Linked DNA regions of Homo sapiens: region 2 is linked to region 1. Evidence: read pairs that join two places in POLR2A ChIA-PET (ENCODE). Cell type or tissue: HepG2. All regions are shown on one strand. Links, peaks and the distances in the headings refer to the core of each region. The heading gives the core; the rest is flanking DNA.

Region 1 (5,376 bases), core at 214-5,213:
CTCTTGGGGTTACCTCCAGGTCAGACCAGTCCTGGTCTTGTGGGTAGTGACCTTGTTTGCAAGTGAGTCACAGTGAGGACCTATCTCCTTCCCCAACTCCGTCCTAGTGTTGAAGTTGAGCAGGATTAAACAGGGTGTTGAGTTGTGTCATTCTCCTGCCTCTGCCTGGGGCGGGAAGGGTGACTAGCTCTAGTCTAGGTTGTGGCACAGCTCTGGTGAGAAGAGGGGGAGGTGGCCTAGCCAGGAGACTTGTTTAGGGTAGGTGTGCACTGACAGGACGTGAGGACAGATTTGAGAGCCCTTCCTAAGGAGGGGACCCTTGTCCCTGGCTCCCTCTCCCTTCCTCTGCAGGAGTCATCCAACAGTGATGATGAGGGGCATCACCTTTGTTGTTTAAGCCTCCTCCTGTTGGCTCTTGGTGCTACCCAGGGCAGCTCCTTTTATCCCCATGATACAGATGGGATAGTCGAGGCCTAGAGGGTTGAAGCTGTTTGTGTGGCTGATTCTAGGTCAGAACTCATGATCTCCTGACTGTGCTCTGCGGTCTTGGCGATTGGCAGATGTGCCTGATTGGCCTCGGAGGGAGTCGTGGAAGGTGGGCACAGCTCAAGAGAGAGAGTGTTCCATTTGCTCCCTTCCCAGCGGAAAGGCCCTCATCTGCTCCCGCTGGACTGGGCGCTGCTCTGGTTCCTAGCCTGTGGCTTAGTAAGTGCTCAGGAGAAGTCAGTTGAATGAGTGAACAGTGTTTGGAGGTATTTCTCAAACATGACTAAACTGCCCAATGCACACAGAACTTGAATCATGACCTGAGTTGCATAACCAGCAGGGTTGTATGTTCTGCTGCAGTGGAAAAGGACTGAATTTCTATCCGGGTGGGAAAGAAAGATAAAGCTCTGTCAACTGAGGCATCTTATGGTGGACCTACCACTGCTACTTCCACGTCATCTATACCAGCCCTGGGTACTCTTGACCACTTCACCTGTGTAGATCCTCATCTTGGCCTCATTGGTTGTTCTGTCCCAGGGAAGAAATGTTGACTTAAAAAATAGGCTGGCCTTCTGGGATATTCTTCACTGCAGCAGCCCCATATTCAAGGTATGATGAGGTGGGGGTGAGAAGATGTGCTCTCTGAAGGACTTTCTAGAAAGAAAAGTCAGTGGCTTCCATCAAACCAGGAGCTTCCCACATGGTCTCTATGTGGTTGGCTGTGGGAGCGTCCAGGGTACCTGTTCCCTTCAGTGGAAAAGCAAGCCAATTAGCTTCTTTGGGCCCTGGGCCTCTTTTAAGATTGTCCTGGGTCATGGGCCAAGGCTGTGGTCTGCGCAGCTCAGAGTTCTTCCCAAGCAATGCCTTGGTTCAACTGGTGGAGCTTTTTGGAAGGAGGAAACCGTGGACTTGACGGCATTTGGCAGGTAAACCGTAGGTGCTTGGATGATTTTTAGAATTGGTATTGGGACCACAAGGGCAACACGTGTCCATCGTATACTAATATGTGCCACAGCCTCATGATAGACACAGGGCCTGGAGCTCGAGCATTGAGGAGGGAGTCCAGGTGTGTCTCCTCTGTTATGCCAGGCAGCTGACTCCCACTGGCAGCATTTTCCCAGGGCAGAGACCCACACTGTGCCAGGTCCTGTCCTGCTGACAGGCTACAGTGTAGGGCTCATAGAGCCAGCCCCCAAGGTCATGAGGACAGGGGAGACAGTTTACCACATACCAGGCCAATGATCAAGGTATCAACTCATCACAACCAGATTTGGTTTTATCTTGCAGAAATTTCAAAATTGAGCAAGATTTCAAAATAGTTATTTCACAGAGGTTTCAAAATGGGAAGACCTAAAGCCCTATCCTGTCAGCCTATCCTGGCCTGAGCTAGGCCAGGGTGCTGTCTGGCTCCTAACTCCTGTCTTTTCTCCCCAACCTCTTGCTACAGCTCTGTAGGATTGGGCTCCAGGTACTAAATCCTGCCTGATCTTGGGAAGGGATCATAAGCCATGTGCATAACAGCATGTCCTGAGAAAGGGCCCAGGGCATCATCTTCTGCCATGTACAGCAATCTCTGTTGGTGGCTGGGGCACTGACCTCAGATCCAGGCTTGGGCACCAGTTCCCACTTGACTGAGTGGTCTTGGGGAAGTCCCTTCACCTGCAGGCGTTGGTCTTCCTACCTGGACAACAGTGGCGATGGTGGGTTGCACCAGAAAGTCTCAGCCAGTCTGTGGTTCCAGGCTCAGTATCCTCACACAGTGGTATGCTCGTCCCCATTTTCTAGCTTAAGCCATCACGCTTCCTAGATTGCACCTGGCTATGCTGGAACAAATCCAGCCCCACTGGGAAGCCTGCTTTCCTTGTCTACTCCAGCACACAGTGATTTTCCTTCCTTGTGATTTCCATTGACCCATTCACTGGACACACTTCCTACCTTGTGCTGTAATCTCTCTCTCTCTGTCTCTCTTCTCTCTCTTTGTAAGTATGTTTTCTCCATCAAGATTGGGAGCCCAAGTACTTCCCTCCTCCATGGCATGTGGACATACTTGGAATCCACAAACATGACAAATAACTCAGAATCATGGTGATCTAGGGAGTGAAGTATCCTGTGCATCATATATTTTTCCTTGGGTTCTAACAGCTTTCCTTGGGGCCTAGCATGAAGTGATTTTGGTGGTTCCTCATCATGCCTGCAATTGTGTGGTCTTTTCCGCCTGAGGGTTGCCACAGTGTAGCTGCCCTCTATCCTGAGGTGCCCAGGGACTAGTGAAGGACAGGAATCGGGACAGGGCCCCTTGGGTCCCACTGCACAGATTCCCATGTGCTCACTGCTCCCCAGCCCTTCCTGGAGGCAGGCGTGGGATGGGTCTGGAGGGAACAAGGACAGCTAAGTCATTGCCATGGATTTAACCGGCTGGCTGGGCCCATATATGCACAGATTGTGGGGATGTGGACTCCTCCTTCCCATGCTGGAAATGGGCCCCAGAAAGCTACCACCTGCCACTTCTGTTGGGCGGGCGGGAAGAAGCTTGCACCATAGATACTGTGAAGTCTGCAGGTTTCACTCGGTTGGGATTTGTCATCTGGCAAACAGTCAAGTATCTGCCATACCTGGCCGAGTCAGCTGCAGCCTTCATGGCCAATCCGCATGATGAAGTATCCAGTCAAGTTTTGGCAATTCCAAAGGTGTGGCAATCTTGGTTGCAAGGGGCCAGTGGGGAGCATTGCGACAGAGGCCCTTGTGCTGGACCTGCAGGACGCCCCAGGAAGAAGGTGGAGGGTGGAGGGCACCCTTGACAGTTGACATCTGTGTCAACAGCGCCCAGTGACACACCGGGGGAGGACGAGCCTGCACTTGGCAGGCCAACAATGAGCTGATTGATGCAATGAACTTTCCCCTCAAAGGCCCCACCACTGCCTGGGGAGCCTGGGCCAATGGTGGTCTGCCTGCTTCCCCTGTAGCGATCCGCTGGCAGCCTCAGAGCAGGGAATGGGGGTGGGTATTGGCTCCTGATGGGGTCAAGACTTGTCCAGGATCCTCTAGGAGCCTGCTGTGGAGTAAGGAGAAGGCTGGCAGCTCCTGGACATGCAGGAACAAAGGCCTGGGAGAAATGAGTGGTGTATGAGTGGGAGTGGCTGGGCCCTGGGTGGGTGATGTGTCTACGGTGCCTCCCACCTGGCATGAGGAGGGAGGAGCTTCATGAGCTGCTGGGGAGGCAGGTATGTTTGTCCTCCCATAAAATGTGGCCCAATTTATAGGGGTTGCAAATGTTCCCTAGAAACCTTACCCATACTGCACGTCTGGGCTCAGTTCAGCACTGGGGATGAAAACCTTGGCCCTTCTTCTTAGACCCTGTCCCTCCTTCTCCATGTATACATGCATGTGTGTGCGCACACACACGCTCTACCTTGCCAGCTGAGGTTGTATGATTCATGTTGCTGGGGAGCTCAGACTACTCAAGGCCATGGTGCTGGGAGACTCCATATCTGGGTACGGATATTTAGTCTAAGCAGGCCTCAGGTCATGGGACCCTCTAGTTGACTCTGCTAACAAAGACTTCTCCACCTACTTTTTTTTCTATGCTGTATCCCCAGATGAAGCAAGCCCAACAGACCTAGGTTACTCAACAGGGCCCTTAAAACAGGTCATTGCCTCTCTCAGGGTCTCAGTGTTACCACCTGCTCAATGGGGCAATAGTGTTGGCTCAGTATGGATCTTGGGATTGTGTGAGTTTCCAGAGAAAAAGGGGAGAAGGTCCTTTCAGAGCTGAGCAGAAGACTAGAATTCTCCAAAAATCCAAGTTTGTCTAGCCCAACTCCTATTTGAAACCTTTCAAGGCTCCTTCAATGGTAACATTCAATGATTATTTTCAGGAGAGAGGCCAAAATGCTTATCAGAATCCACCCTCTGCTTATCTCAGTTCTTCAATGCCACACTATTTCCCTGTCCCCTTGTTTTCTACATTCCATCCATGCTGGCCTCTTTCTTAATATCTGACATACAGAGGCCTCATGGTGGGATAGAACGCGGAGACTATTGGCTTCTTTGCTGGGAATGCCTTTCTTCCTACATCCCTCTCTTTTTCCTTTCCATCTGGTTAACTCCTGTTCATCTCTTGGTTCTTAGAGCAGTTGTCCCTGTAGATATTTTCTACCTTGTTTTTTATTTTTTTATACATCATAAACATAATTTTTTTAATAGACTCTGAGAAAATTCTGTTATCTGAAATGTAAATCTGTTTCAGTATTTTGATTCATGATGTCTTATTTCCTTGTGTGCCTGGTTATTTTTGACTATGTGCTGGTCATTAATGCTAAATTATTTTAGAAATAATTCATTCAGAGAGGATTTTATTTGCTTCCTCTGGGCTGTGGAGTGCTGTCTGTTAATTTAAACATGAGATTCATTTAACTCTCGGGTTATTTGAACAGGAGCTACAGGCTCACAAGAGGGCTAGTTTATTTGTAGTTCACCCTCATGCTGGGAGTAAACCCCTTTATGGGCTCATTTTACATAGGTGGAATTGACACTTTGACTTTTGTACCCCTCATTTTAGAAGGTCACCACCAACTTCTTCCAGATCAGAAAATGTCCTCAGGGCTAATGTGGCTTTGAAGGTTTGGCTTATTTTTTTATGTCCTCACGTTTTTATAAATTTTGGTGTGGTAATTCTTAGCCATGTTATAGCTTTTTGATTCTTTTGAGAAAATTGAATTTATTCAGACTTTTTCAGGTATCCTCTGTAGGAGGTTGGTTCAAGTTCACTAGCTCCTCCTAAGGGAGCAGAAGTCTCTTGGTATAATTGTAACTTCTCTAAGGAAGCATTCTCTGACTTCCCACATGGATCTGGCTTCCTAGTTATGTCTTCTACTGATAAAATGAGGCTAT
Region 2 (5,376 bases), core at 94-5,093, 190 kb before region 1:
TGCTGCCCAGGCTGGAGTGCAGTGGCAGGATCACGGTTTATTGCAGCCTTAACCTCCTGGGCTCAAGCAGTTCTCCCTCCTCAGCCTCCAGAGTAGCTGGGACTATAGGCAAGTGCCACCACGCCTGACTAATTTTTAAATTTTTTGTAGAGATGGGGTCTCCCATCTTGCCCAGGCTGGCCTTGAACTCTTGGGCTCAAGCAAGCCTCCCACCTCTGCCTCCCAAAGTCCAAGGATTACAGGTGTGAGCCATTGCCCCCAGCCAGTATAACAGTTTGTGTGTGTGTGTGTGTGTGTGTGTGTGTGTGTGTTTGACACGGGGTCTCATTCTGTTGCCCAGGCAGTAGTGTAGTGGTGCGACCATGGCTCACTGTAGTCTTGACTTCTCAGGCTCAAGTGATCCTCTCACCTCAGCCTCCTGAGTAGCAGCGGTTACAGGCATGCATCACCACACCTGGCTTATTTTTAAAACTTTTTTGTGGAGACAGGGTCTTACTATGTTGCCATGGCTGGTCTAGAACTTCTGGGCTCGAGTAATCCTCCTGCCTTGGCCTCTCAAAATGTTGGGATTACAGGTGTGAGCCACTGTGTCATAACAATTATTTTAAAATTTTTATTTATTTATTTTTAATAATTATACAAGATGGAGTCTCACTATGTTGCCCAGGCTGGTCTTGAATGCCTGGGCTCAAATGATCTTCCTGCCTTGACCCCCCAAAGTGCTGGGATTACAGGCGTGAGCCACTGCGCCTGGCCTATAACAATTCTTATGAAGCTAAAGTTGATTTGGATTTTAGCTGCCGTTACTACTTATATAATTAATTAGATTAAACAAGTCACAAAAATTGGATGAGCTATCTTGGTGTGTTTTCTTTACTTTTCTCTTTCAACAGAGAGTTGAAGGAGAGGACAAGTGTCTTGTCTGTGGCTTCCAGGAATGTGTGGCAATATAAGATTTACTGTTACAGCAGCCAACTCACCAAGTCATTATTTGACTTACTGAGTTAAGGAGGAACTAAGGGTCATTTTCCCCCCATCATTTGCATGTTTTGACTCCTGAACTGAGGGTCTACGGCCACTGAAGCTAGAAGCTAGAAGGGTGTTAATCAGTAGTGAGCTCTACTTACTCCATGTGTCACTGACAGATGTAAAAAGGAATATCAAGTAATCTATTATTTAAAAATTGTAATAAGAGTGTTTTTTGAAGGAATTCAGGAATGTACTACTAACGAGATTATGATGCAGGTATATCCATCCATGAAGCATTTGTTAGTCCCTTGAAGCATCATGGTAGTGGAATTTAACATGGATCATCTTTGTAAACCCACCTCTCTTTAGGGGCCAGAGAAATCACTGTTTGTTACAACAAGCAAACCTTTCCCTCTCCATGTCACCCTTGCCCCAAACCTGAGAAACATATGGGAACATGGCACAGAGGCTGAGCTCTCTGAAGCCAGTTCCTGGCTGGTTTTGCTGGCCAGGGAGAGGCAGGTGTGGTCAGTTGCCCTGTGGACATGTGGTGTGCAGGGAGAGAAGAGGGAAAAGAGCCACTCAGGCTCTCTGGCTGCCAGGGGATCCAGACTCTTAGCACTAGAACTTCTGTTTCTTAGAATTCTTCCCAAGGAAAAGACAAAACTGTGTTTTTATAAGCTGGTTTCCTATAGTGTAGATTTGGGACTTTTATACATTTTATTACCAAATATTTTTAGTTAAGTGCTTCAATTTTCAACATTAATTCTTTAAAATTTTCTTTTGAGAATCATCACCTGGATTTACATGAATTTTTTAAGCATGAAAAAATTTAAACATATTCAAAAGTACATGAATAGTACATTGAAGCCTTATATACATATCACCCAGATATAAAAATTACCAAGATTTTGTCCCAGTTGCTTCATTTTCCCTGTTTCCTTCTTTGCTAAAGTATTTAAAAGCAAATCCCAGATAGCTTATCATTTCACCCCTATATCCTTCAGTAAGTTTCTATGGAAAATATGGCCATTTTCTTGTATAAACCACAGTACCTCTGTTTTTTTTTTTTGAGATAGAGTCTCACACTGTCGCCCAGGCTGGAGTGCAATGGCGTGATCTTGGCTCACTGCAACCTCTGCCTCCCAGGTTCAGGCGATTCTCCTGCCTCAGCCCCCCGGGTAGCTGGGATTACAGGTGTGCGCCACCATGCCCAGCTAATTTTTTTTTGTATCTTCAGTAGAGATGGGGTTTCACCATGTTGGCCAGGCTGGTCTCGAGCTCCTGACCTCGTGATCGCCCGCTTAGGCCTCCCAAAGTGCTGGGATTATAGGCATAAGCCACAGCGCCCGGCCCACAGTACCATTTTTATACCTAACAAAGTGATTCCTTGGTACACTTAATACCTAGGCAAAATCAAATTGTCCTGAAGGTCATGAATGTCCTTGGACAGTAATCTGGTTCTAATCGAGGATCTATATGAAGCCCACCAATCGCATCTGGTTGTTGTGTCTCTTTAGTCTGTCAGTCTGGAGCAAGCTCCCCTCCCTTCCTCAGTTCCCCATGTTATTTATTTATTGTAAAAACTGGGTCAGTTGTGCTGTAGAATATTCTGCTTTCTGGATTTGTTTGTTTCTTCCTGTGGTGTCATTTAACTTGTTTTACTATACCCTAAACGGAACCCTTTTCCTCTGTTTTCAGCAGAAGTCTGAGAGGCTAAACTTGATGGCTGTGTTAACATATGTCACGTGTAGCACAGTGGAGAAAGCAGGATATGGCTCATAATGACAGTGGTGAAGACCTGCGAATGAAGTTGCTAGTTATCACCTACATTAGGGTTTGACATAGGTCTATGTTATGGGTCGCTGCATCTGCTGGAACTCACAGACTTTACTATAGAGAATCAAAGATCCCGTATCCGAAGTCTATGGAAATGCTCATGGTGGTAAATTCCAACAGAATGAAACACCAAACTTGCTTAAAGTAACTCACGTTTCAATTTGAAAGAGATATTGTCAAAATTGGAGGCCCCCAGGTTCCTGTCTGTTCCAAATCTTTGCATGATGACAGTGGTTTCTCTGATGTGGTAAGCTTTGGCTTTCTTCTGTTTTCTTTCTAAAAGATCACTGGAGTAGAGAGGAGTTAAACAGACATGACCTTTGACCTCTTGCATGACCTCCACAGATAGCAAACCGGGCCGACACATGGTTGACGATGTCCTTTTCTACAATGAAGTTAATGAAAGTTCTGAAAATAGTGATTACTTTCTGACATTGATAGGATTTAGGAAACCTCTGGATAAATAGCTTAAGCATGGCTGTTTATGTTTTTGCTATAGACAAAAAGCAGCAGCATGTACATTGTATTTGGACACAAGCCTGCCTCGGTTAATATATTGAACTATTGGACCACTAGGGTTAGTAGGGAGCGGTCTGTACACTTTCTGATTCAGCATTCAGAAACATTCTAGGTGGACTCTGTAGCTTTCAGTTTTGTAAAGTTATCAGAAAAACATCGGGAGGGTTTGGCCATCATATGTGAGCTTTGTGTTTCAATGCCAGTTACTCAGGATTAGTAAATTAATGACTGTCCAGAGGACTTCAGGGTCACCAAGCTGCTGCACCTGCCATTGGCTGACTCTCCCCGGCTATCTGTGGCTGAGATGGTGCTGCTTAGGTCACGCAGAGCATGAGCTGCTGCTGAAAGGGCACAGGAGATGGCCCTTGGGCTTCTCATCCCAGGATGCCTGCCCTGCCCACCAATCCATGAGAAGATATGTATGATTTCAGTAGGCCCTGGATCAGCTTGTCACCTCTGGTTTCCTGTTTGCTTTCCACTCACTCAGCTGGAGTTTCATTTCCAGACTAAAGTCTTCATCATTGGCTTCAGAAACAGCATTCATCTGTGGCTGTGCTGATGTAGTACACCAAGAACAACTGGGCTCTTCTCTGTCACTTTCAGTGGGCTACCTTCCCTCACCTCTCCAAGCAGCATGAAAGAATTCTTTACATTTTTAATCTCTTTTTTGTTTTTCCCTGAAAGTATGCTTTGGTGCTTAAAGAGAGAAGTCACAAAAGTATACTACTGAGTTTCCTGGAGATGAAATCCTGTTGTCCCTAGCTATGTGAATGAGCACAGGGATCCCTGATGCCATTATTTTGTATATTCATACGGCACACACTTACTGAGGGCCTTCTGTGTGCCCTAGGGGATTGAGCACAGTGACATATCAGGGCAGGTAGAAACAGATGGAGAGCTGATGCGGGCTGTCTTAGAGCAGCTGCCCCAGGAGGCCCCTGTGGATGGATGTTGGGCAGGAGCCCTGAGACGTTAGGGGCATATAACTAAAGGACATAGCAGGAGTTATAGGAGGAGCTGATCCCTGAGGGAAACAATGAAGACGGAGAAGATGGGGCTAAAGTTTGAATTGTGGGGACATTAATCACAGTGATTCTTAAAACTTTGCTGTTGATGATTTTAAATGGAGAAAATGAGTACGTAAGATGTTATTTCCCAGTTCAGTATATTGGTTGCCCACAAAGTATTTTCCTACCATGAATGGTCATATATACTTGTTGTAGAATACCAGGGACAGCAGAGATGGTGGGGTAGTTACTTCCTTTTCTTACAGCCCAAGAACTTTGGTGTCCAGGAGATTGACCAATTTAGCCACTGAGCATTTAATACAACACAGGGCTACCCAGATCCCACTGTCCTGATTTGCCCTGAAAGCCAAAGGAGTTAGGAGAAGGTGAGTGGGGAGAATATATTAATCCTGAGAGTTGAACAGAGCAAAAATCCCTATTACTTTTGTACTTAAAACATCTCTGCCACATGTGCTCACTCTTTATATTCTGTTTAGGTGGTTTATATGTGCACATCCCATCCTATGCCTGCAGTTAGCCAACTCAGGGTTTATATTGCCTCCTTTCTTTTTTTCTTTTTTTTTTTTTTTTTAAGAGATGGGGTCTCATTCTATCATGCAGACTGGAGTGCAGTGGTGTGATCACAGCTCATTGTAACCTCCAACGCCTGGACTAAAGTGATCCTCCTACCTTGGCCTCTCTGGTAGCTGGGACTACAGGTGCATGCCACCACACCCACCTAATTTTTTTTATTTTTATTTTTTGTAGAGACAGTCTCACTATCTTGCTCAGGCTAGTCCTGAACTCCTGGGCTCAAGTTATCTTGCTGCCTCAGCCTCCCATGGGTAATTTTTATTTCCTTTTTTTTTTTTTTTGGAGATGGAGTTTCGCTCTTGTCGCCCAGGCTGGAGTGCAATGGCACGATCTTGGCTCACTGCAGTCTCCACCTCCTGGGTTCAAGTGATTCTCCATCCTCAGCCTCCTGAGTAGCTGAGATTACAGGCAACTGCCACCATGCGCGGCTAATTTATGTATTTTTTTT

Evidence for each region. Peaks named below come from ENCODE experiments on the same cell type or tissue, not always from the same donor. Only the 100,000 strongest peaks of a DNase experiment are listed, where the experiment ranks them.
Region 2: POLR2A ChIA-PET joins it to region 1 with 10 read pairs; 1 of 35 experiments calls an interaction of 5 or more read pairs at or near these places.

What each region holds. Positions count from the first base shown.
Region 1 is chr5:135,153,708-135,159,083 of GRCh38, forward strand. All of the region lies in intron 2 of PITX1-AS1 (PITX1 antisense RNA 1), which reads left to right. Among named protein-coding and RNA genes, the nearest start is that of LINC02900, 92 kb to the right of the region's middle. In HepG2, for the core only: no CTCF peak of the experiment used is centred there; DNase peaks (open chromatin) are centred at 784, 3,274 and 4,024; H3K4me3 peaks cover 558 bases.
Region 2 is chr5:134,961,797-134,967,172 of GRCh38, forward strand. PCBD2 (pterin-4 alpha-carbinolamine dehydratase 2) reads left to right here. Exons shown (of 4, transcript NM_032151.5): 4 at 1-848. Among named protein-coding and RNA genes, the nearest start is that of CATSPER3, 3.4 kb to the right of the region's middle. In HepG2, for the core only: no CTCF peak of the experiment used is centred there; DNase peaks (open chromatin) are centred at 3,065, 3,455 and 3,585; H3K4me3 peaks cover 524 bases.